Linked DNA regions of Mus musculus: regions 1, 2, 4 and 5 are each linked to region 3. Evidence: chromatin loops called from intact Hi-C (ENCODE). Cell type or tissue: heart. All regions are shown on one strand. Links, peaks and the distances in the headings refer to the core of each region. The heading gives the core; the rest is flanking DNA. Region 1 overlaps Tns1 (tensin 1). Region 2 holds the start of Tns1 (tensin 1). Region 3 overlaps Tns1 (tensin 1). Region 4 overlaps Tns1 (tensin 1). Region 5 holds the start of Cxcr1 (chemokine (C-X-C motif) receptor 1).

The links. A loop is a pair of places that touch in the nucleus more often than their neighbours do. Peaks named below come from ENCODE experiments on the same cell type or tissue, not always from the same donor. Only the 100,000 strongest peaks of a DNase experiment are listed, where the experiment ranks them.
Region 1: it touches region 3 in a loop (4-fold over the local background); 24 of 42 quality-filtered maps call a loop at or near these places.
Region 2: it touches region 3 in a loop (4-fold over the local background); 13 of 42 quality-filtered maps call a loop at or near these places.
Region 4: a loop joins it to region 3, with 2.7 times the contacts of the local background. A loop is called at or near these places in 12 of 42 quality-filtered maps.
Region 5: it touches region 3 in a loop (2.0-fold over the local background); 2 of 42 quality-filtered maps call a loop at or near these places.

Annotation. Positions count from the first base shown.
Region 1 is chr1:74,074,697-74,080,472 of GRCm38, reverse strand. Tns1 (tensin 1) reads left to right here. Exons shown (of 33, transcript NM_001289895.2): 2 at 1,160-1,274. Among named protein-coding and RNA genes, the nearest start is that of Gm31637, 18 kb to the left of the region's middle. In heart, for the core only: CTCF peaks have their summits at 2,919 and 5,140; DNase peaks (open chromatin) are centred at 2,922 and 5,562; H3K27ac peaks cover 690 bases; H3K27me3 peaks cover 454 bases.
Region 2 is chr1:74,122,030-74,127,805 of GRCm38, reverse strand. It overlaps Tns1 (tensin 1), which reads left to right and starts at 3,258. Exons shown (of 33, transcript NM_001289895.2): 1 at 3,258-3,514. The coding sequence starts at 3,359. It overlaps Rufy4 (RUN and FYVE domain containing 4), which reads right to left and starts at 2,265. Exons shown (of 12, transcript NM_001170641.1): 1 at 2,192-2,265; 2 at 83-214. The coding sequence starts at 128. In heart, for the core only: CTCF peaks have their summits at 2,490 (motif pointing right) and 4,406; DNase peaks (open chromatin) are centred at 2,515 and 3,185; H3K4me3 peaks cover 1,867 bases; H3K27ac peaks cover 1,119 bases; H3K27me3 peaks cover 1,503 bases.
Region 3 is chr1:73,984,163-73,989,938 of GRCm38, reverse strand. Tns1 (tensin 1) reads left to right here. Exons shown (of 33, transcript NM_001289895.2): 13 at 3,564-3,676; 14 at 4,004-4,064; 15 at 4,161-4,236; 16 at 4,791-4,920. Among named protein-coding and RNA genes, the nearest start is that of Gm39664, 44 kb to the left of the region's middle. In heart, for the core only: a CTCF peak has its summit at 3,060 (motif pointing right); DNase peaks (open chromatin) are centred at 1,968 and 3,318; H3K27ac peaks cover 1,379 bases.
Region 4 is chr1:73,923,644-73,929,419 of GRCm38, reverse strand. Tns1 (tensin 1) reads left to right here. Exons shown (of 33, transcript NM_001289895.2): 23 at 1,310-1,508; 24 at 3,651-4,714. Among named protein-coding and RNA genes, the nearest start is that of 6030407O03Rik, 62 kb to the right of the region's middle. In heart, for the core only: a CTCF peak has its summit at 2,966 (motif pointing left); DNase peaks (open chromatin) are centred at 819, 2,849 and 4,009; H3K27ac peaks cover 531 bases.
Region 5 is chr1:74,192,632-74,198,407 of GRCm38, reverse strand. Cxcr1 (chemokine (C-X-C motif) receptor 1) reads left to right here and starts at 3,777. Exons shown (of 2, transcript NM_178241.4): 1 at 3,777-3,816; 2 at 5,539-5,776. The coding sequence starts at 5,547. In heart, for the core only: a CTCF peak has its summit at 2,227 (motif pointing right); no DNase peak of the experiment used is centred there.

The DNA.
Region 1 (5,776 bases), core at 565-5,564, 90 kb before region 3:
GCCATCTCTCCAGCTCGAATATTTTCATAATATAAAGAATAGGTAGCCGGGTGTGGTGGCGCACGCCTTTAATCCCAGCACTTGGGAGGCAGAGGCAGAGGCAGGCAAATTTCTGAATTCGAGGCCAGCCTGGTTTACAGAGTGAGTTTCAGGACAGCTAGGGCTATACAGAGAAACCCTGTCTCGAACCCCCCACCCCCACCCCCCGCCGCAAGAACAAAACAAAACAACAACAACAAAAGAATAGGAAATAAAAATGAAGGCAGCAGGACCCTCAGACTAGGGTGAATGGTAGTCTGAAGACAGGGAAATGACATGCTGGAATGTGGGCTACAGAGATTCGGGGCCACCCACCGTGGAACAGATAAATACATTTACTGCACTCACACCTGGAATACTACACAGCCGCGAAGCAGAAGGAATGGCTGCATTACATCAGAACATGCAAATGTTTCATGAGAGACCCTGCACACTAGGTTACAGACTGATAACTCCATCTGTACAGAGCGTACAATAGAGTGAAGCAATTTGCTGCTAAGGGAGGTCCCAGGACTGTGTATGGTTGGCGTGTAGAAGGTACATATGGGCTATGTGGTTGGTATGTAGAAGGTGTCCAGAACTTGGGGTTCCTGTGGGAGGTTTTAACTGGGAGGAGTCATGCAATAGCCACTGGAACATAGTTACACGAGGTGCACTGGGTATGTTGTAGCAAGGAATATTCTTTCGGCATGTATGTTTTGTAATGGCTGGGAAGCAGATCAGGATCTTACACTAGGCAAGCGCCAGGCCACTCAGCGTTAGCTCTGCCCAATGAAGACGCACATTTAAACTTAGTCGCTTAACTGCAGTTTAGTTTGTACCCTAAAATACCAAAGTGAGTGGGAAGAGAAACATGAGTGGAAGCCATAGAGGGTGAGCCCTGCCTGGGTGCTAGAGTCTGCAGTCACTGTCTGTGCCCTGTCCACTGATCCTCCTAGTCTGGGAGCCTGGCATGACTGTTCCATCAGCCCTATACTGTTCTTGGTCCTTAGGCACTTCATTCCTACCAGGGTACTTGCCTTGGTTTTTCCTGTCTGGCCAGTTTTTCCTCCTCTGCCCTTGCCTCCTTTCCAAGACCCCAGTATTCACTTGATTGATCTCTGGGCATTTCTTCCCACAGCCAGAAGACCTGGAGGCCCCCAAGACCCACCACTTCAAGGTGAAGGCCTTCAAGAAGGTGAAGCCCTGTGGCATCTGCCGGCAGGCCATCACTCGGGAAGGCTGTGTTTGCAAAGGTGCGTGGTTGATGGGATCCAGGGCATGTTGTTGTTGTTGTTGTTGTTGTTGTTGGACTGGTCTGGTTTGGGGTGTGTGGGGTCTCTACTGAGCATGTGTGCCTATCTCTTATCTTTTGGAGGACACTGAACACCTAGCTAGGTGACAAGCACATGGAGTGTGTGATGACGTGGCAGTGGATGGCATGGTGATTAATGGTAGAGACTGTGTGAAGGTATAGGTCTAACGTGGATGGTAACCAGGTAGCATAGGAAGGTCTGTGTGTAGGATGTGGCTGTGTGGGGATGGTCAGGGTGGCGGAGTCTAGTGGCAGGTGATGAAAGTCATTCGGATGCCATGGAGATCATGAAAGATATGATAGCACTGGGTGATGGTGCATACACCCTTAATCCCAGCACTCAGGAGGCAGAAGCAGGCAGATCCTCGAGTTCCCTGAGTTCAAGGATAGCCTGGTCTAGAGAGTGAGTTCCAAATCAGCCAGAGAAATCCTGTCTTGAAAAAGCAACCAGCCAACCAACCAAGGTACATATTGGCAATGTGGAAGGTGCCAGAAGGGGCATGCTTGCTGTGTGGAAGGCTTGTGGCTAGTGCATGGGAAATGTGCAGTCAGAGTATGCAAAGTGCATGGTTGGTGCATGGAAGAAACATGACTAGCGTGTGCTTGTCCCCTGCACCCCCTGGCCCCCAGCGCAAAGAAGTAGAGCCACTGTCCTCTACTTCCAGTGGTTTGAGTTGACTTTAAACAGCCCAAAATCCCAGTGGGCTAACTGGGCTTTCCCACTCACTGATGTCATGTGCTTTTAGAAGGGTCTCTGTGTCCCAGAGAGAACTGTCTTGTCACAGATCCTGAAGGGCAGCCAGTACCTGTGACTAACACCGTTTCCCTGCAAACCTGGTTACTTGCACAGATGAGGTTCTCTCAGCCCTACATCCTGTCTACCACCAGGGTCTCTGTGTGGCTGAGTCTCTGAACTTCCCACTATGGCTCCTACCCAGGCAGCTGCCTCTCTAACCCTCTCTCCAGTAGCTTCTCTAGGTCTGAAGAGTGTGTATCTAGTTATACCAACACCCTGGCTAAAGCCTTTGGAGTCCTCACTACCTTTGAGACACAGCACTAGCTACAGGCCTGCGAGCCTCAGCCCTTGTCCTGTCCATCCTACCCCATGCTAGGGGACTGAGCTCTTTCCGGCTCAACCTATCAGTCTGTACTTCCCCCAACATGTCAAAGCTCAGAGGAGCCAGGCAGTGGGTATTAGAGCCCAGAACAATTGCTAAGACACTTACTGAGGACTAAGCACCAAGTATTTATAGCTTATGCAAGATGCTGGTCTTATACCTGCTTTATAGATGAGAAAACAGGTTGGTGGTTATTGTGTCTTTCATTCGTCTTTAGGGCCAGAGTGAGGCTTTTGGGATCTGAACTCTGGAGGGGTCAAGGGAAAGCAGTTGGGTATGGAGGTAGGACTGTTTGACTAGAGAGCTATGGTGTGTGTGTGTGTGTGTGTGTGTGTGTGTGTCTGTCTGTCTGTCTGTCTGTCTGTCTGTCTCCAGGAAATGCCTGAATGGCCAAAGGCATTGCTGTCCATACTCACCTAGCCTTGATCTAGCCAACAAAATGCTTGCAATACCCAAATCAGCCACAGGGAGTCGCCTTTCTCCCAAGAGATCCAGCAGGGGCTCCACAAGGGATCTGGGGGAGAGAGTTTAAACTTCCGTATTTTGATTATATAACAGCCTCCATCCTGTCCTGTACCTTCAGGTCATATAAATTCATTTCTGTCTCCTCTTGCTCTTCACTCTCTTCCTCCTGGAATCTTCCCCTCTCCTGAGAGGCAGAAGCAGGAACAGTGAGAAAGGGAATCCTAGGGTTGGCTGACAGTGCATCTGACTCCCATGTGCATGGGTACCCCCAGTTTCACCCTGAACCTCGAGGCTGAGGAAAGCCTGGACTCCAGGCCAGACACTCCACTGGGTGTCAGGACCTGGCTTCAGAAGACCTAGTGAGCAGCCCAGCAAGGAGGTGGGAGGATGACTCTGGTATCCATCCATCCATCCATCCATCCATCCATCCATCCATCCATCCATCCATCCATCCATCCATCCTATGTTCATTCATCTACTCCATATTTTTCCCTCACCCATCCATCCACTATTCATTTTACTTATAGACTCATCCACTTTATCCTGTTGGTCAGTCCATCCATCCATCCACCCAGTCTACCTATCCATCATCCATCCACCCATCCACCCATCCACCCATCCATCCATCCATCCATCCATCCATCCATCCATCCATCCATCCATCCATCCATCTATCCATTGATTCACACAGCCAGGACCACCAGATATGGATGTACAACCTGTTTCCTAGCGGAGGGGCCATGGTTACCAAGTCCTTGTATGGCTTCTGGGATGCAAGGGAATGAAGAAAAGAGAGGAACATATATTCAGAGAGACAGAGAAGTTGGGACCCAGTGAACTAGGCTCTCTGATAGAGAAACTGCCATAGCTCAGTAGTTTAGTGTGTTTATTAGACAGCTGAACAGTGAGTGGGGTTAGTGTATACCTCTGAATGAGGAGGCAAGTTTAGCTAGTCTCTGTAGGAGCTGTCTCTGTAGGGGGGCAATCTTCAGGCTGTAAACATCTTGGTGGTTGGGAGAGAAAGCTACAGTGGATATTTTCTGCATGCTGTCAACATTCACACGCAGACCAGAGGGAAGCTTTGCAGTCCCTCTGAGCCCCACCCCAGTGGGGAGGGAGGGGCTTTGCCAGTTACGTATGAGTCTGAGGCTTTGGTGCCCTTGACATGACTGTAGCTGTGTCAACAGCACACACTCACCCTGGGCTTGCTCTACTCCCCACACATGGTGAACTTTTATTCTTTGTCATTAGAGCGTAACCTGTGTTTTCTGGGTTCTCTCAATCTTTGAGTCTTGACCTCAACACAGTGTGAAACTGGACCAGACGCTGAAGGGCTTGGGTGGCTGGGGTAGGGACTGTCAGCATCTGGGACCCTGTCTCCACAGGGCCCTTCTACTGCCAGGAGGAAGCCCTGGCTCTGAAGAGATTGGTTGTCACTTGCTTTCTCATTGCCTAGTCCTCCAGCTCCACCGATGTCACCCGTCCCCACCCTGCACTTGGCATTCCTGCAGCTGAAGTAGGCAGGAGAGAATCACGGACCCTTCCGTGAAAGCCCAAAACACAAAAGACAGACTAGAGGTGGAAGGAAGGCTAGATCTCTAGATGGACAGAAGGATGGATGGATTGATGGATGGATGGATGGAATGATGGATGAGTTGATGGATGGAAGGATGGATGGACTGATGGATGGAAGGAAGGGTGGATTGTAGGTATGTACTGAATATACGATGGGTGGATGGTGGGTGGAAGGATACATAGAGAGATGAATGGGTAGATATATGGATGGGAACATAGCAATTGACTTTTAGGGACTGGATCCTGTGACAATGGGGGTTTGGCAAGTTTTGCTGAGGGCCATTAGGCTGGAGACTTGGGGACAAGTCTTGCAGGTCAAGTTCAAGCACAGGGTTCTGGCCAAGTTTCTCTTGCTAGGGGAGTCCAGTCGCTTCCTCTTCAGTGCTCAGCTGATTGGACAAGGCTCATCCACACCTCAGAGGGTAACATGCTCTGCTTAGAGGCTGTCTTAGTTAGGGTTTCATTGCTGTGAAGAGACATCACGACCAAGGCACCTTTTATAAAGGCAAACGTTTAATTGGGGCTGGTTTACAGTTTCAGAGGTTCAGTCCATTCTCATCATGGCGGGAAACATGGCAGCATGCAGGCAGACATGGTGCTGGAGAAGGAGCTGAGAGTTCTACCTCCTGATCCAAAGGCAGCCAGAGGAGACTGAGGTCCACTGGGTGGAGCTTGAGCACATGTAGGAGACCTCAAAGTCACATCCATGGTGAGGCACTTCTTCCAACAAGGCCACACCTCCCAAAAGTCCAACTCCCTGTTGGCCAAGCACTCAAACACATGCGTCTATGGGGGCAGGGCAAACATATTCAAATCACTACAGGTTCCATTACTAATTTAAAATGCTTTCAATCTTGTTTCAAAAACACCTTACAGAAACACTTAGAATAGTGTTTGAGCAAACATCTGTGCACTGTGGCCTTTGCATACCTCTAGCCTCTAGGCCTGAGCCATGGGCCGGGCTCAGTGAACAGATGGGTGACCCGGTGGCTGGGGAAGAGCCAAGGCCTGGGGTGGTTATGGCCAGGTCAGGTGCACACTGTGGCTGTGTGTGTGCATTTTCTGACCCAAGTTCTAGAGGAAAAGGCCATTTAGATCCCAACAATGTGGTTTCCTGTGTTCCCAAGGCAGGAAGCCACCCCAGCCCAGAGCTCTACAGCCCAGCTGAGACAGAGCAGGCCACAGGAGGGGTTGGGGTGCAGCTCCCCACAATGACATGATCAAATGCTCTCACTATAGGGGCTCTGCTCCTTTAGGGACCGTGCTGGCCAGGCAAGGTAGGGCA
Region 2 (5,776 bases), core at 236-5,235, 140 kb before region 3:
GCCTATAAGGGAGATGCTCTCCAGACTCCTCCTGTCTCCTGAAACTCAGCCCCAGAAAAAAAATCTCACAGGGCATACTCACTTTTCAGGCTTCTGCTGATCTTGAGGATGGTCCCGTTGTTGGCCATGAAGACTCGGAAGTGATGGGATTCCCTGTGATCCTCTGGGTTCAGCTGCTTGCTTTCCTTACATATGGACGGGATGAGAGTTTAGACTTGAGAGGGAATGAGAGCAAACCAGGGTCACACAATGAGTTAACTGGCAGAATGAAGCACAATTCTTTCTTCCTTCTTTTCTTTTTCTTTTTTCTTTTATAGTTTAATGCAAGGAATCCCAGTTGTTATTATTATTTCTTCTTCTTCTTCTTCTTCTTCTTCTTCTTCTTCTTCTTCTTCTTCTTCTTCTTCTTCCTCTTCCTCTTCCTCTTCCTCTTCCTCTTCCTCTTCCTCTTCCTCTTCCTCTTCCTCCTCCTCCTCCTCCTCCTCCTTCCTCTTCCTCTTCCTCCTCTCTGTCTGTCTCTCTCTCCCTCTCTCTCTCTGAGATAGGGTTTCTCTGTGTAGCCCTGGCTGTCCTGGAACTTGTTCTGTAGACCAGGGTGGGCTCTGCTTATTGAGTGCTGGCACTAAAAGCATGCTCCATCACCACCCAGCTGCCAGTTGTGTCTTGAAGACTGATATAAAGACATGAATATGGCCTCTACTTAATTTTTTTCTGTTTCTTTTTTTTATTAGGTATTTTCCTCATTTACATTTCCAATGCTATCCCAAAAGTCCCCCATACCCACCCCCACAATCCCCTACCCACCCACTCCCCCTTTTTGGCCCTGGCGTTCCCCTGTACTGGGGCATATAAAGTTTGCAAGTCCAATGGGCCTCTCTTTCCAGTGATGGCTGACTAGGCCATCTTTTGATACATATGCAGCTAGAGACAAGAGCTCCGGGGTACTGGTTAGTTCATATTGTTGTTCCACCTATAGGGTTGCAGTTCCCTTTAGCTCCTTGGGTACTTTCTCTAGCTCCTCCATTGGGGGCCCTATGATCCATCTAATAGCTGACTGTGAGCATCCACTTCTGTGTTTTCTAGGCCCCGGCATAGTCTCATAAGAGACAGCCATATCTGGGTCCTTTCAGCAAAATCTTGCTAGTGCATGCAATGGTATCAGCAGTCTCTACTTATTGAGCTATCACTGGTGTTGGTCACCCTGGCCATTGCTGACATCTTTGTCTCATTCAATCCCCTTAGTAGCCTCCAGAGCATAGCATTACACATGGTGACTAGGCACAGAGAGGGTAAATCTCAGCCCAGTATCACAAAGCTGTAAGCTGAGCTCAGACTTCCTTATGAGTCGAACAGAATGCCTGCACCATGGGGACACCCAGCTAGGGGAACTGTCACCTCCTTTCCCCCGGACTAGCCCCTGAGCCTCAGCAGAGTGTCATTGCCTTGGGACCCACATTCATCCTTTCCAGGGCCCCAGCTGAGTGGAAAATGTATGTTCTCTGGGAAAGCATGCAGAAGTAGACAGAGGGTGCAACATTGGGACTGAACCAATGTTCGGTGTGGGGAGCAGGGTGCCTGGTTTGAATCCCACCACCCTCTCTCGTAGAACTCTACTTCTGTCTCTCAAGGGTCCTGGGGCTCAGAGAGGGATACTGTTGCCCTTGAAGGATGTTGAATGAGCTTAGGCTGAGATCCTGGCATCAAAAGCCAGGCCAGGTGTCCAGCTTCCCAGGCAGGAGTGCTGGAGTTTGTGGGCAGGGTAGCTCTGGCATGATCCTGTAGCAGTGGATCATGGGGGGAAGAAAGGGAAAAGAAGAAAAGAAAGGCTAGGACAGCAGTGCATGGGGCCCAGGATCGGGAGTCAGAAGATAAAGGTCCCGTCCTGGACTGGTCACCCTTTCTTAGGCTCCACTTTCCTGACCTGTACACCAAGGGTTAGACAGAAGTTCTCTACAAGCTGGGCGTGGTGGCGCACGCCTTTAATCCCAGCACTGGAGAGGCAGAGGCAGGCGGATTTCTGAGTTCGAGGCCAGCCTGGGCTACAAAGTAAGCTCCAGGACAGCCAGGGCTATACAGAGAAACCCTGTCTCAAAAAAACAAAAAACAAAAAACAAACAAAAAAGAAGTTCTCTACAGACCTTTTCTAGGGTCTCTCTACCTAATCCCCAAGCCCAGGGACTCCCGTGCTCACCTGAGAAAAGCTTGTCTGTTTGGGATGTGGGCAGGATTCTGTAGCCTGAGTATGTCCCTTGTGACTGTGGGCTCTGCACAGTCTTTTCCAGCTCTCCTGCCTGGGGAGTGACTCAGCCCAGCCTGAAGGGGGCTGGACCAACCCTGGCCAGGGAGAAGTGGTAGAGAAAGATCAGGGCACTGAGGCAGAATGGGTGGCTTCCTCAAAGTCATCTGGCATGAGGCCAGTTGGTGGCAAAACACAACACCGGCAGGGGCTTCCTTTCCCGGGCACCTGCTCCTGTCTTTCTGTCTTGTTGCCAGTAGATGGCGGAAAGGGGCTGACAGAAGCGCTAGTGGGCTCCTTTTCTCGAGTTGTCTCTTCTGTCACTGGACTGAAAGTGACACAGGTGGGGAGAAGGGGCAAACGGCCACCAAGTGTCTTTCTCCCTCCTCTTACCCCAGCCAGCTGCGGGATCCCAGTCAGTGTTGGGGTGCCTTCCTTCCAGCCCTGGTACCCACTTCCCGGGGATGGAAACGCCAGGTGGGCTGCTCGGTGTAGGGTGGTCTTTCCCGCTGCTCTCGTTCAACTTCCTGGTGCTGGGGTCATCCTTTTTCTAGGCCAGGCTGGCATGTCACTTAAAACCAAGGGTTAGGGACTTCTAGAACTACTTTTACGAGCTCGAGGAACTACTTGTAAGTAGGGCTCAGAGCGATCCCCAAACGTGCTGTTCTCTGCTCCATGTCCCGCCCTTCTGCCCGGTGCAGAGCCAGATCTAACCCCGGCGCTCCCCTCGTCCTCCATGCCACCGTCTCTGTCCCTTCAGATCCCTTCTCTGGTGTCAGTCTCTCAGTCGCTCACTAGTCACGGCGTCGCTCTCTTGCGTTCCCAGTTCAGCCTGTCCCGGGGATCCCGCCGCCGCCCCTCCCGCCTTCCCGCGCCCTCGGGTCCCCTCCCCGCCTTCTGCCTCCAGCGTCCGTGTCGCCGCCCCTCGCCAGGCCCCGCACTCCCACTGCCTGGCAGAGCGGTGGCGGAGGCGGAGGCGGACTCCGACGGGGCGGGCCGGGGGCGTCGCCCTTCTTCCCCACGTCGCAGACGCCTGGGGCCGAGAGGTCGCTGGGGCTGGGGGGCGGGCCGGCTCGCGGGTAGTCCGCGTCCCCGCCCCGGGCCCGCCGGGTCCCGGGCCGGATGGGCTGCACCGTGAGCCTGGTGTGCTGCGAGGCGCTCGAGCCTCTGCCCTCCTGCGGCCCGCAGCCCCCCGGGACTCCGCCGGGCCCCGCGCGGCCCGAGCGCTGTGAGCCCGGGGGTGCGGCGCCCGACCCGAGGAGGCGGCTGCTGCTTCAGGTAGGGAGCTGTGGGCCGGATGCGGGCAGCGGGCACGGCAGAGCCCGGTCCATCTGGGACAGTAAGGAGTCTGGGAAGGTGTAGGTAGGAGAGTGGGAGGGCCCTGCAGTCAGTTCTGTGGAGGTCACACCTGGGCCTCTGGTGTCCTTGAAGGGCAAATACCTGTGAGACGTTGGTGCCAGGTCTGTGATCCACTGCTAGAGAAATTGAAGCAGGGAGGTTCTAAGCCAAGGCCAGCATAGTGAGATCGTTTCTCCAACAAACTAAAACCAACCAAATCCCCCAACTCAAACTCTCCCAAACACCAAAACTAGTAAGACAAAAAACCCAAAACAAGCAAGAAGAAAGAGGAAAAAGCAAGAGGCAGAGAGAGGGAGGCAGCAGGCTATTAGTGAGAATTTGGAACCACCCAAGGGTGCTGGGGTGAGGAGAGAAAGGTTAATATCCTCTTAGCTTGGAGTGGGGGGGGGGGGGGCAGAATGGTGGCTGTCTTGGTGTTTTCTACCAGGAGGAACGGGGCTGTCAGAGCCAGCAGGGCCCACAGTAGGATCTGAGGAGGTGGGTGGGTCCAGTAGAGTCCCCCTTTCTCCTCCCTCCTATTCTTTTCTCGGTGAGTCTTGGAACCTGGATGCTGAAAAGTGACCAGGAGCAAAAATAGTGATGACCAGGGAAGCAGGCTGGCTGGACACCCCGGGCTTTGCATAGGCTCTGTATTTTCCTGGAGAGGAAAAAAAATGGTGTTTTGTATCAGCAGGGACTGGCCATCTCTAGTTCAGCCCTTGCAGAACCCTAGTCTCCCTCTCGGGATAGGAGGAGCAGTCTCATGGGATGGTGTGCTGACTTTGTTCTGGGCGAGACTGGGGCCCTTCAGTTCCTTCTCCACTGGAGGCCAGCAGAGTTAGCGTTGACTCCAAGTGCATCCTGCAACCACATCCCAGGGCACCTCCATACGGACAGAGGCGGGCCGATATGGCAATATGTACTTATGCACATGTTTTTGTGAGTGCGTCAAGTGCCCAAGACTCTCCTCTGCACCACTTGACTGGCTACACCACTAGGGCACAGATGAGAGCATATTGGTGGTTATATGCCACAGGCAGAGGCACAGGGTTGGGAACTTGTAAATGGAACGCTCTATCCTGCAAGGTGGTAGACAGTGACTGGTCACAATGAATGATAGATCTGGGGACGGAATTGTCATCTGTGTCCCAAAGTGGCTGGTGTCCTAGCTGGATTCTCATGAAATAATCCGGGGGAGGACTCGGGGAGCCTGGAAGTAAGAATTGGGTATCCCAGTTCCTGGTGATGGGCACAGAACTGGGGTGACATGCTAGAGCTCTTAGCTTCCTGTCCCTCCAAAGTCATTAGGATATCCTCTCCAACCCCCACCCCAGCTCAGAGCCTCTCACTCCTCTACCTTGCAAGATGTCCAGGGTTGATGAGGAGACAGTAGCTCTCCCTATCTCAGATCCTGGGTTATCCCTTTGAGGGTAAGTCTGAGCTGCTCACTGGGGGTTGGGGATTCGAGTAGAGAGCCCTGGGAGGCATCTCAGACACCACTGTACATACCTTGATGCTCCTACCTCTTGCTTGGCAGAGCTCTCCAGGCTGACCATCCACTTTCCTGTTTTATTCTGCTGCTCTTCAGACATGGCCCCAACCCTTCTGTGGTCTCTCTATGGGCTCAGGACTCTTACTCCCTCCCACACTCTCTGCAGCCAGCCTTGCCATGGTGGGGGGATGCCCATTGGTCATGTGGGAGTGGGCAGGGGTGAATAACTGGGGCTGCGACCTGAGAAGGAAATCAGGGGCGGGCGCTGGAGGTGGGTGAGTCAGGGGAGGAGGAGTGGGAGGGTTTGTATGTACCCTGTGTGACAGCGACAGGGACAGGGATGTTTGTATTCAGGGACAAGTGTCTGTCTGCATTTGGATGAGCTGGTTTTCCAGGGGCCTCTTGGGAGAGCTTGCTGTGACTCATTCCCTCCCTTATCTGTATGGATAAGGCTCCATCTCAGCCTTATGCCCAGGTCCTGGCTCAAGCAGGGGCTGCTGGACTGGCAGCTCTCTTGCTTACCTAGGACCCCATTCACAGGTAACTCTCAGGAGACGAATACAGCCCAGGAAAGAGCAGCCTCTGCCTATCACCAGAGCCCTTGCTGGAGGAGGTGTGATACTCACGTTCTTGTTCTGGATAAACATCTCTTGGGCTCTCACCCTCCCAGGAACTCAGCTCAGAAGCTACCAGGCATCTGGGCTGGCAGC
Region 3 (5,776 bases), core at 271-5,270:
TTTATAATGTTTTGCTAAGGGCCCCAGCCACACATTCTTACTGGAGTGTCATAGTAATAGCCCAGACGGAAGCAGGACCAGATGGAGTCATTCATTGCCACAGTTGAGGAACTCTGCTGTAGCTGTGGGTACTGGGACATCCAGGCTGACAGAGCAGAGTCCCTTCCTTTCCCTGAGGGAGCTGTGGTTCTTTTTAGAGTATAGGCATTAAACAAGTGAAAAAAAAAAAAGCCAAAGGGAGAGGGGGGAGAGTTGGAGATGAAGAAGGACAGAGGTTGGGGGAGAATACAGAGAGGCAGAAACAGAGGGATAGGGAGAGAGGGCAGAGTAGAGAGAGAGAGAGAGAAGACAAGAGAAATGGAATAGAGAAGGAGAAAGAGAAAAAGGAGAGAAAGAAGGGAAGAAAGAGAAGACCCACTCTGGGGAGTGCTCTGGCATGGAGGGTGATGGACAGAACTGGCTGTTTTTTATGGAGACAGCCTGGAATCTCTGGTGGAGATGACTTTGAAGCCCTACCTGGGCCACTGATGATATCCAGGGGACCCTTCTTTTACGGATGAGACACTTGAGGTCAGGGTAGAGCCAGGGCCAGGGGTCGCAGTGAGTGGTGGCTGAGCTGGAATGTGGGCAAGAGCTAGGATGCTGGGAGTCAGGGTCTGGCAATGCCACCTGCTACCTTGCAGGGATCTGCCCATGGATGATACCTGTGACATTCAGTGATGTCTGACCCACAGGGGCCATGAGCAGCATCAAGGGTAAACCAATCCCGGGGAGGCTGCAGTCATAGCAAGCCCAAGCCTAGACTGGAAACCTAGAAAGTAGGAATTCTGGTATGGCTGTGTGTGGTGGGCCTGCTAACTACCTGTGCTGGCTCAACCCCATTCTCACACCAAGGACAAGGCACTAAATCTTTCACACAAGGATGTGTGTGGGCAAGTGCTTGCTTACAAACAGATAGTTGCTGCAGAGGCCAATAGGTGGTTTTGAAGAAAATTCAAACCACTACTGCTAGAGTGACGGGCAGCCAATGGGGCTGGGTCAGAGTAACGCATGCCAGGGGTAAGGTCTGAATGGGCAGGGTGGAAGTGGGGAGACCTGACCAAGAGTAGGGGGGCTGGGCAGAGCAGGCAGGAAGGCTGGAGGCTAAAGGCTCCCATGGCTTCTGGAGCCCCTAAGGACTTAGCTGCAGATTCCAAGGGCCTTTTCTGCCTCTTTATACTTGAGGATCCCCAATACACATCCATGCCCTCATCTTGCTTATCTGGATAGGAGCTGCAGTCAGTCCTGAGGACTGTTGCCATTGTAGTTGGAAGCCCAAGTACAAGTGCACAAGTACTTGCCAGGTACCCAGGAGCCCAGCACATCCTCACTGACTACTGGCCTCCTAGGAGCCTTCAGTGCAGGTCGGATACCACGCACCAGCTCCCGGGGGTCTGTCATGTGCACACGACAGCTTGGTCTCAGTCACCTTTGGTTCTGAAGGTTACAGTCTACTTATGAATAAGAATGTGGAGCATCCCTGTGTCTCCCTGAGACTTGGAGACGGTGGGCTGAACAGTCGCTGTGATGCCGAGCAGCAGAGACCAAGCTTCCCCTAATGAGAAAGAGAAGAGGTCCAATCCTCCTCACATGCCTGCGTGCAATGCAGTTGTCACGTGAATTTGACTGTGTGCGTTATTCGTGTCTGCCAACAGATCCCATGGGCCAGTGCCTGTGTTGGGGGCAGGCCACCTTCTCTACACACATGAGAAAGTGCAGCTGTTGGCTTCCGGAACATTCCCCGCCACTTTCCCTCTGTTCCCTTGTCAGTGGTGCTCACAGGGAACCCGGTAGTTGGACAGGGAAAGCAAGGAGTGAGCGGGAGGGGCTCTGCCTGTGGGTCACTCACTCATTGTCACCCGCCCTCGGGACTCATTGTCCCCAGAACACAGACACATCCTGTTGGCCTGGTCAGGAGATCTGATGGAAACCTGCCATTCCAGGTTTCCGGTTTGAGTAACGGGCGGGGGGGGGGGGGGGGGGGGAGGACTGGACAGGGCCCTGAATAGGAGCTGGCAGTGCCCATCAGATTATCTTGCTAGGGGAGACTGAGATGGCCCCACCCAGGCTCAGGGACTGGGGACTGGAGGAGGGCCTAGGGGCCAAGAGATGGGGGTGGGGAGAGGTCTTCTGGTGTCATAATTAGAGTCTTACCCTCCTGTGGAGCTATTGGCTATTATAGAGTCCCAGGCTGCATTTGATTGGTTTATCTGGTTCAACCTGGCTCTCTAGAGAATCAGAAAAGGAGGAAATGTCAACCAGCCAGCACCAGAGGACTGACCTGTGGTTTGGAGATGCTTCAAAGTCTAGACTTTCCTTCTTTCCTTCCCTCTCCCATTCCCTGATTTATGTGATCTTGATGTGTGTCACAACTCTTTCTGGACCTGGCTTTCTGTCTCTGCTAGAAAGAAACGAGATGGCTCAGTCCCCTTCTGTTCCGGCAGCAAGATTTTTATTAGAAGAACTGGGAGGTTTCTGGAGCTGCCTATGTGGCTCAGTCTGTTGACTGCTTAGCATGCAGGAGACCCCAGGTCTAATCTCTAGCAACACACACACACACACACACACACACACACACACACACACACACACACAGCATAAATAAAATCGCTAAAGAAACGAAAACCCAACTACAAACCAGCTTAGAGTTAGGATACTTATTGGAAGTTAATTATCTCAGATCCCAAGTCAAGAAGTTAATATACAAAATTCCATACGTTTAGGAAGAAATAAAATAAGTACTGTAGTTATCAAACTTTTACTGTTTCCTCTGTGTGTGTGTGTGTGTGTGTGTGAGAGAGAGAGAGAGAGAGAGAGAGAGAGAGAGGGAGGGAGAGAGAGAGAGAGAGAGAGAGAGAGAGAGAGAGAGAGAGAGAGAGAGAGAGAGAGAGAGAGAGAGAGAGATTGAGAATATATTAGGGTCTATGAGAATAGTCATAAGTAAGGTTTGCCTCAGTAAGTTGTTAGGGGTGTTTACTTGATGCTTGGGCTAGAAATGAGACGTGAGAGAGATACTCATGTTCACCACGAGAGGGTGCTAGAGAACGCCAAGTGAGTTCCAGGCTCTGAAATTTGCAGATTTTTTTTTTTTTTTTTTCATTTTCATCCTGGGGCTCAGCAAGTTTGGAGGCATGCCCTGGCTGGAAAAACTTAACTATCATGTGGCCTGGGTGGGTGCATGTGTCATGTGTATGGGGGTAGATGGTAGCCTACGGTGGTGTTCTTAAAGAAAGAATGGATAAATAATGAATGTATAGAGGGGTAGATAAATATGTGGGTGGATGGATGGATGGATGGATGGATGGATGGATGGGGAGGATGGGTGGGTGACTGGGTGAGTGGATATGTGAGTGGGTGGATGAGTGGATGGGTGGGTGGAGGATGGGTGGATGAGTGGGTGAGTGGATAGGTAGGTGGATGGATGTGTGGAAAGGCTGGTGGGTGGGTGGATGGCTGGTTGGGTGAGTGGGTGGCTGGAAGGGACTACACAGTCCCTTCACTAATGACACCTTATTCCTGCGCAGATATGTGCACTACTTCAGTGGCCTACTCTCTGGCTCCATCAAAATGAACAACAAGCCTTTGTTTCTGCATCATGTGATCATGCACGGCATCCCCAACTTTGAGTCTAAAGGAGGTACCTGCCCCATCCCTTCCCTTCAGCCTCTATTTCCTTCTTGGGTGGTAAGCTGTGGTATCATCTGGGCTTGTGTGGGGCTCTCAGAAGAGCTCAACCCTACTCTGCAATGTCAGGTTGACTCCTGGTCATGCCTGGTGGCAGAAGACACTGGAGGAGTCGATGTTTTGCCTATTTAAAATGACTGAGAAGGGAAGTTAGGCTTCCTTTATGTTCGTGTTTCCTTCTTTTTCTCTTTCTTTTTTCCCTCTTTGCCTTTCCCTTTGTCCCTCCTCCCTCCAACCATTTCTGGTTCTAACCTCACACTCCCCTCCCCCTCTCTGACAGGGTGCCGGCCCTTTCTCCGCATCTACCAAGCCATGCAACCTGTGTACACATCTGGCATTTAGTAAGTGGTCTGTGAAGGAGGATGGGGTGGGTCAGGAGGAAGGGAGAGCTGAGGCTGTTTCCTCAGCAGAGCTCCCTCGTCACCTCTCTCCCTCAGCAACATCCCTGGAGACAGCCAGGCCAGCATCTGTATCACCATTGAACCAGGGCTGCTCTTGAAGGGAGACATCTTGGTGAGCTCTACCCTCCTTCTCAAGTATCCCTTCTCTTGTCCTGTTCCTGACCTACCCTGGGGACATGGGACATGCGACTATTCCCCTGTAAGCTTGAGTTTAGAACTGTGGGTTCCTGTATCCCTCCCAGACACACATCATCATGATCCAACTTCTTCCCTTGGAGAGAATATTCTTTTCCTAGTTTCATCTTTTGCTCTGGGACATCTTCAGGGAACTGCCACTCAGTGTGAACTGTGACCTTCTAGCTCTAGACTAGTGACAAAGACACTCCCAGTCCTAATGCCAATCCTGCTTGCCATAGTTTAAGACACATTGCCTTTTTGAATGCCCACCTCTATTCGGGAACAGCTGGGAGTGCATTAGTCCCCACAACGCCAGACTGTTCCCCTTCTCTTCTGTTCTAGAAGTCTCCCAAAGAGCTCTGAGGTCTTTTTTGGTATTTCTGATCTCTCTCTCGTGGGTTTGGGGTGAGATTTGGGACTCAGCTGATGAAGCCAGTTAAGAAGCTCTCTGAGACTTGACTTTCCCCCCTTTGTCCACTTCTCATCCAGCTGAAGTGTTATCATAAGAAATTCCGGAGCCCGGCTCGAGACGTCATCTTCCGAGTGCAGTTCCACACCTGTGCCATCCATGACTTGGGGGTTGTTTTTGGGAAGGAAGATCTGGATGAGGCCTTCAAAGGTGGGCTCCCTGACAGGGGCAGGATGGGGTTGCCTCTTCTTGTAGCAGGAGAGGAGCCCAGTGTGAGATGGTGTCGCAGATGCAGGAACCATCTTCTCTGAACCATGTGGTCTGTCCAGTCTCAGGGGTGACAGTGTGAGGGGACTGAAGGAGAATGGGACCGGTCAGGACTTAGGTTGGGGTGGCCTAGGAACGAGACCAAGCTCAGTTCCTTTCTGGTTCCCTGCACCTCAGGACCTCTGGGATGTTTGTGCCTCCCACCTTTCTCTACTGCTTGCTCCATTCTTTCTTTTTCTATCTGCCTTGTCCCCTGTGACCACCAGGAGTCAGTTTTCTAGCATTCCCAGGTGTCTTAATATCGGGATCAGTATTAAGTGCTGGAATCAAAGAGAAACATGATGTAGTTTCTGTCGTGATAACTCGAAAATGTCTTGTGGGGCCAGCTGAGGCCGGAAACAAGGATCCCACAGAGGGGTGCATGTACGTAGGGATGGTGGCAATAAGGAGGAAGAAATTTGGTTAGGGGAGGCTAGAGTCTTCTACCCACTTAAGGCTCTGTCTAAATCAACTTCAGGTCTGGAATACACACACACAGACACACACAGACAGATACACACAGACATACACACACAGACCGACACACACACACTCACACAGACAGACAGACAGACAGAACACACTCACACAGACAGACAGACACACACTCACACAGACAGACAGACAGAACACACTCACACAGACAGACAGACAGAACACACTCACACAGACAGACAGACACACACTCACACAGACAGACAGACAGACGCACACACACAGATTCATGCTTGCATCCACTTGCAGAGTCATTCCTTTATTT
Region 4 (5,776 bases), core at 212-5,211, 60 kb after region 3:
TTCTGCGTGCGTCACAGCATTTCCTCCTGCCTAGTGCCGGGGCCTGGGGAGGTCAAAGTTCAAACCTTCTCTGTCAGATCGGCCTGTGTAGCCTGTGAAGTGTGGTGAAGGCCTGCGCTGCTGAGGGAGGCTCTGCCTGCTCTCCCCTCAAGCTGACCTCCAGTTCAGCGTGCCCAGGTGGCGGCTCCTGCATCACCAGGGCTTGGGTGTGGATGGTGGGGAGCCTCTATGGAGTGTGTTCTCGACACCCCAGGTAACTCCCTCTTTCCAGGTTTTCCTCCAGTTGAGGGAGCAAGCTATTAATTTATGTGTCTCAACGTTCCTTCATCCACCTGTCCTGAGGAACCTGGGAAGGGGCTCTCCTACTTAGGTCACTGGTCTTGGCCCTCAAGGGCTGCAGGGCCTGGCTCTCCCAGGTTGGCAGCATTTCCCTGGCTGGCTTTGGTGAATTTTGTGGTTGTGGCAGCTAGGCATTTGTGCTCAGATCTTGTTTCTCTGAGGCAACAAAGATGGTGGCAAGGGTCCTAGGTGGTGGCAATGACATCCACCTCCTTCATATGATAACGTCCCTGGAGAAGACCAGAACACTGATCCTTGTTCTAATTAGCATAGGGCTCGCCTCTGAGGCCATGGGAGCCTGGGTCCAACATGCCTGGTCATCTTCAGGACTCAGTCTCATCATTTGTCAAATGGCCTCTGTGTCACTAATGAACACGAGGTGGGGGATACTGTGTATGAAACCCTTCTGTACAGGGCTTGGCATGTCGGTTGTACCACAGTGGACACAGTATGTCTGGCTCCACCCGGGCACGGGGTTCTCTGTCTTCCGGGGAATGTTGAGTGTGTTATGCACACATGGGTGGGGTGTCTTGGCAGGAAGGGGCTGGTGAGTGTGCAGTAGCTGGCACTGGGTATTGCTTAACGAGCAAGCTGGGTGCTTTCCTGAGATGTGGGCGAAGGTGATGGCTTTGGGGCTGCTCTAGGAGCATCTGGGGACCCTGCTAGGGCTGGGCGGAAATAAGACTGCAAAGGGGAGGCCAGCCTTGAACAAGCACAGTCTTGGAGGGAGAGCTAGTGGCCTTTTGCAGAGGCAGAGCCTAGGGGAGCAGAGAGTTCTGAAAGCTCCTTAAAGCTCGCCTCAGGCTGGGGAGTAAGGGCAAGCAGGAGCCTCAGTAAAGCACCCCAATGTCCTGGGGAAGGTTTCTATGCTGTCTCTTTCTCAGGCTGGACTCTGGGTGTGCTGTAGTCCCTGGTAGGGTGGGTGGACTCCTACCACATCTATGCTCATTCTTTGTCTCTTTCCTTCTAGAGCCCCGGAGCTATGTGGAGTCCGTGGCGAGGACAGCGGTGGCAGGGCCTCGAGCTCAGGACGTTGAGCCTAAGAGCTTCAGCGCACCAGCTGCTCACGCCTATGGGCACGAGACACCCCTGAGGAACGGGACCCCAGGGGGCTCCTTTGTCTCCCCGAGCCCCCTCTCCACAAGCAGCCCCATCCTCAGTGCTGACAGGTAAGCCGAGAGTGGGGAACATGGTGTAAGAATCTGGGCCTGAGGCCGCGCCAGTGAACAGTCCTTCCTGTTGTTAGTCTCCCGGTGGGAAGCTCCACCCCAGGCAACAGGCTGCCTTCCTCAAAGCTTTGGATAGTCATATGCTTTCTGCTGCAGTCTTAAGAATTAAGATTTGCTGGTCCCATTTCTCAGAAGAGGCAACTGAGACTCAAAGGGGCGGTAGCTGAGCAGAGGCAGAAACAGGCTTCAACCTACAGGTATATGTGTCTGGAGTCAGTCTCTCTCTCTCTCTCTCTCCCTCTCTCCATTCTTCAGAGACCTGAGTGGTGTGCATAGACAGGTGCCACCTGTGCACAGCATGGACCAGAAACACAGTATCTGGGGGCACAAAGCAGGGACAGTTACTTCTAGCCAGGGAAGTGTGTGTGTGTGTGTGTGTGTGTGTGTGTGTGTGTGTGTGTGTGTGTTGAAGAATGGTGATATATAGCAGGAACCCAGAAGGATGTCAGGATGCACCAAGGTGAAGATGTAGGTCAGGGGCAGAGGACTAGGGTGCATGATGTAGGCAGAAGGGCAGCTCAGAGCATGCAATCCACCAGGGATGCATCATGATAGACAGATGCTACTGGAATCCATCAGAGGGAGCCAGACAGGGAGCAAATGGGATCCCCAGGGCTGGGTAGGAGAGGCCAATCCTTCAGAAAAGCTCCTGCTTGGGGTGCACTGGGAAGCTTTGAGGATGGGTGGTGAGACCAAGACTCCATGTCATGATGGGAAAGAGGTTGAGATGGGTTTGGGCGAGGTCTAGAGTCAGAATGCCCAGCAGGGAGGATGAAGCTGGTTAATAAGTACAAGTCTCCCAGACAGTGGAGACCCTGCCCCCTGGCTCTTCTGGAGCCCACTGCCCTGGGTGCTGGGATCCCCATGGCTTCCAGACTCCAGCTTTCCTCCTTCACTGGGGTCAGTTTGCTACTCACACCCATATTGGTCGAGCCCTGAGCCCTGTCCAGGCTGCCAAGAGATGAACAGAGACATTCTCGTTGGACCCCAGTTCTGAACCCTCCACGGAGACACACTCCTACACGTTCAGTCCGCCTTCCTTCCTCCCCACAAGGTGGAGGCCACCTGTGCCAGGGATGGAGAGGTGGTAGGAGTCAGGTTCTCTCATTCCCTGGCTTCTTCCTCATTCTGTCTCTGTACCGGGCTGCTCCTTCCGGAAGCTCTAGAGCTCCACCATAGGACCCCTACTCTCATCACCATCCTTTGCCGCTGTGCAGCGTGGTGCAGCCTGCCGCAGCTCCCCGTCATCAGTCTAGTTTGTCTCCAGGGTGTTCGTCTTGGCCTCTCCCTGTCCCTGCCTCTTGCTGGCCCTAGAGCACAGCCTCTCCTACCTGGGGCCCTAGCTCTGTAAAGACCTTTCTTTCCCTGGGGCTGGGGAGCATCAGCTGCTTGCCGCCTCCCTCTAGTGGCTGCTTCCCCTGGTCTCTGGGCAACCTTGTTCTATTCCACCTGAAACAAGTCCCGGGTCTACCAGCTTGTGCCTAAACAGGGGACTCATTAATGACCAGATCTGTGTGTGTGTGTGTGTGTGTGTGTGTGCTAAAGATAGACTTCCCAATAACCTGAAGTCTACTAATTTCGGGGACTATCCTATGTGATTTTTTTTTTCTTTGCTTTTTGGAGTCACCCAGGCCAGTTTTAGCACTCCGAGGAAATGATAAAACACCCAGAGAAATAGAGTCAAGTTGTCCCCTAATAGGAATAGAGCCAAGTGATTTGACCTTCTCTGTTAAGTTTCTGTGGTGCGGAAGGGCTTACACTAGGACAGCTGCCTTTAGTTTCCCTAGCTATGATTAGCGGGTCAGGAGAGAAAGTGTGGGTTTTGGAGTCAGATGCAGCTGAGTTGAAAGCTTGCCTTTTAGATCCCTATGGTACTGAGCTTACTCCTTAAACTCTCTGACCCTCAGTTTCCTCTTCTGATGGTTCCATTATGTAATATATAGAAAGCCCCGACTTCCTCTTGACTGAGTGGAGCTCTTACCGTTCTTAGTGGTTGAAGGATGCTGGCCACTCAGCCAAAGTCCACCCTTTATTAAATATCATACACTGACCTTTTTACCTGTCATCTCTCTCTCTCTCTAGCACTTCCGTGGGCAGTTTCCCATCAGTGGTGAGCAGTGACCAGGGTCCCCGGACACCCTTCCAGCCTATGCTGGACTCCAGCATCCGCTCAGGCAGCTTGGGGCAGCCGAGCCCTGCAGCACTGAGTTATCAGAGCTCCTCGCCTGTCCCTGTTGGTGGCAGCAGCTACAACAGCCCTGACTACTCCCTCCAACCATTCAGCTCTTCTCCAGAAAGCCAAGGCCAGCCACAGTACAGTGCGGCCAGTGTCCACATGGTACCTGGGAGCCCTCAGGCACGACACAGGACAGTGGGTACCAACACTCCACCTAGCCCTGGTTTTGGCCGGCGGGCCGTCAACCCCACCATGGCTGCCCCTGGTAGTCCCAGTTTGAGCCATCGGCAGGTGATGGGTCCATCTGGTCCAGGTTTCCATGGTAACGTGGTTTCTGGCCACCCAGCCAGTGCAGCTACCACTCCTGGAAGCCCCAGCCTGGGCCGGCACCCAGTGGGAAGCCATCAAGTTCCAGGCCTCCACAGCAGTGTGGTCACCACTCCGGGAAGCCCAAGCCTGGGCCGACACCCTGGTGCCCACCAAGGGAATCTGGCCTCCAGTCTCCACAGCAATGCAGTCATCAGCCCTGGGAGCCCAAGCTTGGGCCGGCACCTGGGTGGGTCTGGATCCGTGGTTCCTGGAAGCCCCAGCTTGGACCGGCATGCAGCTTATGGTGGCTACTCTACCCCTGAGGACCGAAGACCAACACTGTCCCGGCAAAGCAGTGCCTCTGGCTACCAGGCCCCATCCACACCGTCATTCCCTGTCTCTCCTGCCTACTACCCTGGCCTGAGCAGCCCTGCCACCTCACCCTCGCCAGACTCAGCAGCCTTCCGGCAGGGGAGCCCCACACCAGCCTTACCAGAGAAGCGAAGAATGTCAGTGGGAGACCGGGCAGGCAGCCTCCCCAACTATGCCACCATCAATGGGAAAGTGTCTTCCTCGCCTGTCGCCAATGGCATGGCCAGTGGGAGCAGCACCGTCTCCTTCTCTCACACGCTTCCGGACTTTTCTAAGTATTCGATGCCAGGTGTGTCTCTTCTCTTACATGTCTACTTGCCCAAAAGTTAGGACGTCTGTCCCAGTCATCCCTTGGCGGAAGACTGCGGGTGGGTCATCGGCTCGTAGGCCTGAGTTCCTTGCCTGTGTGTGCTGTATTTTTAAAGCATGGCTAGCATAGGGATGCTGTAATGACAGTGTGCGGGATGAGGAGGACGGAATAATAAGCTGGGAGAGTATGTTGTTTGGATGGCTGTCACTGTCACAGCCTCCTATTGAGCACATGCTGGGTGGCAGCCTGAGCTAAGGACTCATCTAATCCCCCGCCCACTGAGTAATTAGGAATTGTTATCCTTGCTTTACACAGGAACACTCTAAGGCTCACAGAGTTCCTGTTGCTTGATTGCAACAGTTGCAGTCATTGTACATTTACCTGGTAGTTGAGCTGACTTCCGATCCAGGCCCATACTGTTCCCGGAAGAGTGTTCTTGGGGCAGAGAAGATGGCTCAGGGGGTAAAACACTTGCTGTGCAAACAAAGGACCCATGTAAAAACAGAACACAGGAGTGTGTGTTTATAATCAGATACTTCTGTGTTGGGATAGGAGGTGGGACAGAAGAGTCTCTAAAAGCTTACAGGCCAGCTAACCTGGCATATGTAACAGTGAACAAGAGCCCCTGCCTCAAACAAGGTCGCAGGCAAGGGCCAAGGTTGTCCTCTGACCTCCACATGCAGGTTGTGGCATTATGCATGCACACACGCACACACACACACACACACACACACACACACACACGCAGGATAGAAACATCTTCAGTATATATTTACAGTTTGAGAGATAGTAAAACTTAAGCAAAACTGTGAGACTCCGCTGACCACTATGGTATTTGTCAGCCCCACACATCAGTGAACAGTGGTCCAGGTGGGCAGGTGAGACAGAGTAAAGGTGAGGCGTGAGATGTTTTCAGCACAGCCTGTTCTGAAGAGATCTGCTTCCCACAGGATAAGTTCTTCACCCAAGTCCACTCTTGGTGTCTTTCCTTCTATGAAGACAGTTCATCCTCCAAACAAGAAGTTCAAGTTTCATATGATC
Region 5 (5,776 bases), core at 309-5,308, 210 kb before region 3:
GATCTTCTTCCTTCTGGATATGTTTGTTTGGGTTCTCAGACAACATTGTCATTTGTGGTAACAGAAATGTCCATCAGTTACCTCAAGATGACGTAACATGCTTCACACTGAGCAAACACCTGACTTTGGCTTTGATTGGCTCATCACAAGTCACAGACTTGTCCTCTAACCTTGTTGCTGTGACCACGGGGATGTCACAGGGAGAGGGGGGAAAACCCGCTTCCCCTTTGACCTTCAGATCGAAGTGGATTCTTCTGGAAGGATGTAAACAGATGTTTATGTGTTAAAAGTGTGTACGCATGCATGAAAGACCACACAGAGCCCTACTGTGTGGCTGTCCACCTCAATGGCAAATCATTGAGTTTGAGACAGTGTTAAGGATGATATCACGAAGACTCCCACACATCGCTGGTTGCCTGGCATCCAGGCTGCGTCTGTCACAGTCATCTTTGTGGCACTGAGTGTTCATCCCTGTTGGGAACACTGTGCCTGGTATGCTTGGGAGCGGTTGTGGGTGGGAAATGGAGAGCAGAAGATGCATTGGGAGGCTGGCTTGCCCTTTCAACCGGGAATGCTTTGTTTCTCTCTATATCTTTGTGCCTTTCCCTTCCTCCAGCAAAATGCTTTACCTGACCTTGAGCTGAGAGATGCTTCTAACCTTCATTCTCCAGCTCTATCTTTCTGAAAAGGCTGCTGTCTCTACCACGCTCATCCCGAGGGGCTGTTTCCCCTTTGCTCCTGGGCTGCAGGGCTGATCCAGCCCTTCCCAATTGCTCCAAGATTCATAAAAATTCACAAAAGTTGTGAACTGCCTCAACAGGGGACTTAGGAAAAGCAAGTGATAACTATATTCAAAGAACTTGAGCTAGTAGATCTTTGTCTAGTTTAAATTTTAATTTTTAAAAAATGTTTTGAAAAGAAAATCTTTTATTTTTATTTTTCAAGTCAGGGTTTTTCTGTGTAGTCCTGGCTGTCCTGGAACTCACTTTGTAGTCTAAGCTGGTGTTGAACTCAGAGATCCATCTGCCTCTGCCTCCCAAGGGCTGGGATTAAAGGCATGTGCCACCACTGGGTTAAATTTTAAATTTTATGATGTCACGTGTGTAGGTATTTTGCTGTGTGTATTTTACCTGTATGTGTGCCCTATGCACGAGTAGCACTTAGGGGCCGGATTTCCTGACGTTGGATTTACAAGCTGTTGTGATCTGCTCAGTGTGGGTGCTTGGTACCGAGCCCGGGTCTTCGGCAAGAGCATCTAGTGAGCATCTGCTGAGCCATCTCTCCAACCCCTATTTGTTTGTTTATTTATCTACTGTTTGGTCTTTTGAGACAGAGTCTTTCTAGGTAGCCCTGGCTGACCTGGAATTTACTATGTAGCTCAGGGTGGCCTCAAATTTATGATAACGTCCCGCCTTCGCTCCTGAGTTCTGGGATTATAGGTGTGCACTACTATATGTGGTTTAAAATCTGAGTCTTAGACAGACCTTGACCCCTGTCTTAGTTAGGACCCTTTTAGAGTGGTGCAGTGTGAGGTGTACTCCATGAGTTTCGAGAGAAACAGCATTTCGTTGACAACCCTTGGCAGTCACATGCTGTGTTTCCTGGCAGAGGACAGGTCCAAAGGCGAATTGGAAAGGGGACCTTTGCTCTCTAGCTGCAGACAGCGCAAAGCAGGAGCCTCCCCTGCAAACGCATTGTCACAGCATAGTGGAACTCACAGTGTAGTGGGAAAAGGTTTAGGAGAGTTCCCGCTTCATCGCTGTTTCTCTGAGAGAAGATTGTGACTAAAAGCAACCCAGGGGAGGAAAGGATTTATTTTGCGTACAGGTCCTGGTCCAACCCTGAGGGGATTCAGGGCAGGATCTTGAACAGGGGTTTGAGGCAGAAACCACAGAGGAACACTTCTTGTTGGCTCACTCACAGGGCCGTGGCTGGCTGGCTTTCATTAAACATTCTTTAGTTTCTGAAACTGAAGGTTTCATTTTTATTTGGAAAAGAAGGATTATGGTATTGAAATGTACACAAGATAATAGAGGGCATTTTTACCGTGGGAATTATAAGCATAAAATTATAACAGGCAATAAGCGTGAAAATGTTAAATTTTAAACGCAATTCTTTGTAAACCACTTGCAGGAAAAGTTCATCTTGACATGCATAGAATAGGCAATTTTGTGTACGTGGGTGTTGTGCCTGCACGGACATCTGAGCACCGTGTGCATGTGCTGCCCTCAGAAGCCAGCAGAGGGCATCAGATTTCCCCTGAGACTGGAGCTACAGACCTTTTGAAGCTACCATGTGGATGTTGGGGACCAACCTTGAGTCCTCCAGAAGAGCAGGCCATGTTCTTTTATTTGTTTGTATAATGTTTATGAGCACACTGTCGCTGTCTTCAGACACACCAGAAGAGGACATCGGATCCCATTACAGATGGCTGTGAGCCATCATCTGGTTGCTGGGAATTGAACTGGGAATTGGAAGAACAGTCAGTGCTCTTAACTGCCGAGCCATCTCTCCAGCCCACAGTCTGTGCTCTTAACCCAGTCAGCCATTTTTCCATCCCTACCAAGTTTTCTTATACAGACCAGGGCCACCTGCTTGGGGATGGTGCCTCCCACAGTGGGCTGGGCCCTCCTACATCAATTAGAGATCAAGACAATCTTCCACAGATATGCCCACAGGCCTGTCTGATCTGAGAAATCCCTCAATTGGGATTCCCTTCTCAGATGACTCTAGGTTGTGTTTAGTTGATAGTTCAAACTAACCAGTCCACTGAACCCTAGGAATAAAGTCAGGGGTCAGCTGTGAGTTGCTCAGGGACTTCTCAGGCAGCTTCCTAAAGAAGCTGTCCTTCAGTACCAAATGGGGAGCAGTAATGGCATCACCCCCAGATGGTCTTTCACTGTTTTCCCAGCCCTCATGATCTTCTGATAGACTTCAGGGAAGGAGTGGCCATGCCCCAAACCTCAGCTCTACTGTAACCAAGCAATAATTGGAAGTAAAAGAGAGTGTAAAGGAAAGGTTTTCCTTCCAAAATCTCTACCACATGACCCTAAAGATGCCTATAAATATAAGTGAAAATGGCGTGCTTATAGCTGGGCATAGTGGTGTATACTTGTAATGCCAATATTTGGGAGAGAGATGAAGGTTTATGGACTTAAGGTCAGCATGGGCTATGAGAGACTCTGTCTCAAAACAAAACAAAACAAAACAAAACAAAACAGCAAGCATTGGGGTTGCAGGTGTAGCTCAGCGGTAGGATACTTGTCCCAGCATGCACTGGGTCCTGGGTTCTATTCCAGCACCAACATAAATGTCTGCGTGCTGTCCAAACACAGCTTAAGTGTAGACCCTACCACCAGCTTTCCGCTAAGTTCTCCTTTAGACTCCCTAAGTCTTTCCCACCGTGGACTTCTGAAACTTCTGTTATAGGAAGTCTGTACTGCCCCCTTTCTTATTCCCCTTGGGAAGTTAGAAACTTCTCAAGGTAATCTATTAGGAAACTTAGGGGTGGCACGTGCAGGTAAATTCAAGAAACTGAAGATGGTAGAAGTGATCATCTATGGAGGGAAGGAGTTAGAGAGAACACCCTTAACTGCAGGGTCACCCTGCTAAGCCTACGGAACTCAGAATCTCTGATACTGCCGGGCCCCATGACTTCATCTGTACCCAAATGCAGATGTGGGCGGGGCTCTAGGGGGAGGTGTGGTTTCTCCCTCTTTCTTTTATTCATCCAGTCCCTTCGGTTGTTTGATCATTCTGTTTCCTGAGCTGCAGGCTCCTCCCGCACACAAGGAACGGACCCAGCTGGTGCCTCAGGTAGGACGCCTGTGTCAGCTGTGTGTCAGTCCACATGTTGGGGTAGGAAGGCTTGGTCCAACTTTATTTTAGAAAACACACTGGTTTCTGTGGGACTAAGGGATTTCTGATAAATGGTTTCTTGTCCCCTCACTGTGTCTAGGTACGCAACTCTGACTTCCTAGGTGCTTACGGTCACAGCCCCCCTCCCCTCAGCCATTGCTTTTTATTGCTTTCCTGTTATGTGGCTGCAGTGAACAGTTTCCTGGCTCAGTGTTGATTGCTTCTCTCTAACCTTCATCTTCTGTGAAGATGCAAACTCTGGCACTGAGAGAGCATCCCAAGGGGTAGGGATGTGGTTGCCCTTGCCATAGAATCCAAGGCCTGGAAGCTGGGAGAGCTCCCTATCTTCCCACAATCTGCAGTTGATAAGTGGAAATCTTTGGGGATTAAAGGCCCCAGGTAAGGTAGCCATTGAGAGTGGGCATTAGGTAACTGTATCCTCATCTTAAACTCAGTTAACTTCTAAATACTTCCAGATTACAGAGCCCTGGTGTTGGGTAGAGGTGCACACGTGTTCTCATGTCTCAAGTGTGTGTGTGTGTGTGTGTGTGTGTGTGTGTGTGTGTGTGCAAGTGTGCAGGACTATATACAGAGGCCAGAGGCTAGAGGACAATTTTAAGGAGCTGGTTTCCTTCTTCCATCATAGATTCTGGGAGCAAACTCAAGGTGTCAGGCTTGTGTGACAAGCTCTGCCGAGGTATCTCACCAACCCTTGACATGCATTTAAAATTTTTCTATTTCACGCTTAATGTGTGTGTGAGCTTAGGTGTGGAGGCCAGAGAATAACCTACATGAGGTAGTTCTTTCCTTCTACCATGTGGGCTCTGGGGATCAAGTTCAGGTTTTCGGCTTGGCAGCACGCAGGCACCTCACTGAATCATTGCTTTGGCCTCTTCTGTGTGCTTTTGACGCGATGTTTACAACTGTGAAAGCTGGAGACAATCTCATCAGAAGACAAGGCGCAGAGTACAGTGTAATGTAATCTGAAGTTATCACCTCTTTCTCCAGGTAGGTTTTAAGAAAGGCAAACAAGGGGCTGGGGAGATAGCTCAGTGGTTAGGAGCATGGAGTGCTCCTGAGGATTTGGTTCCTAGGACCCACTTTGGGCAGCTCGCTACTCCTGGTAGCTCCAGTTCCAAGGGATCAGATGCCTTCTTCTGACCTCTACATATAGACACACAGACAAGTTCATATGCACTTATACATAAATAAAAGCAATGAAAAATAATATGTCTTTACAAAAATTGCAAACAATAATGAGGGGGCATATATAAGACATAAGGTTGGAGGGGACGCCCAGATACACCTTGCCTCCTTCCGTTTGCTGTGTGCTGGCTCTTCCCTGAGTGTAAGAACAACCTGGTGACTGTATCTGAACCCAGGGGCGTGGCTGAGGACAAAGATGGTTAAGAGGAGACAAGGAAGAGCTGGGCATAGAGTTGAGAACTGTAGAGCCAACTGAAGGCAAAGGTATCTCCCATGGGTTTTATTCTATACTCAGACTGACTGTCCAAGGACTTTGACAGCATTAGGAAGCTAACCTACCAAAGTTCAAGTTGAAGGCAAAGGGGGTGAACTTTGGTTGTCAAGGCAACAGAGAAGCCAATACTACCCCCTCAACACTCACAACACTTGAATTTGGTTACTAAATCTTATCTCTCTTTCTTACCTTTCACCTAGATCAAACAATGGCCGAGGCTGAATATTTCATCTGGACTAATCCTGAGGGTGACTTTGAGAAAGAATTTGGAAATATCACGGGAATGCTGCCCACTGGAGATTATTTCATCCCCTGTAAGAGAGTTCCAATAACCAACAGGCAGGCTTTAGTTGTCTTTTATGCACTGGTGTCCCTTCTGAGCTTGCTGGGAAACTCGCTGGTGATGCTGGTTATCTTATACAGGCGAAGGACCCGATC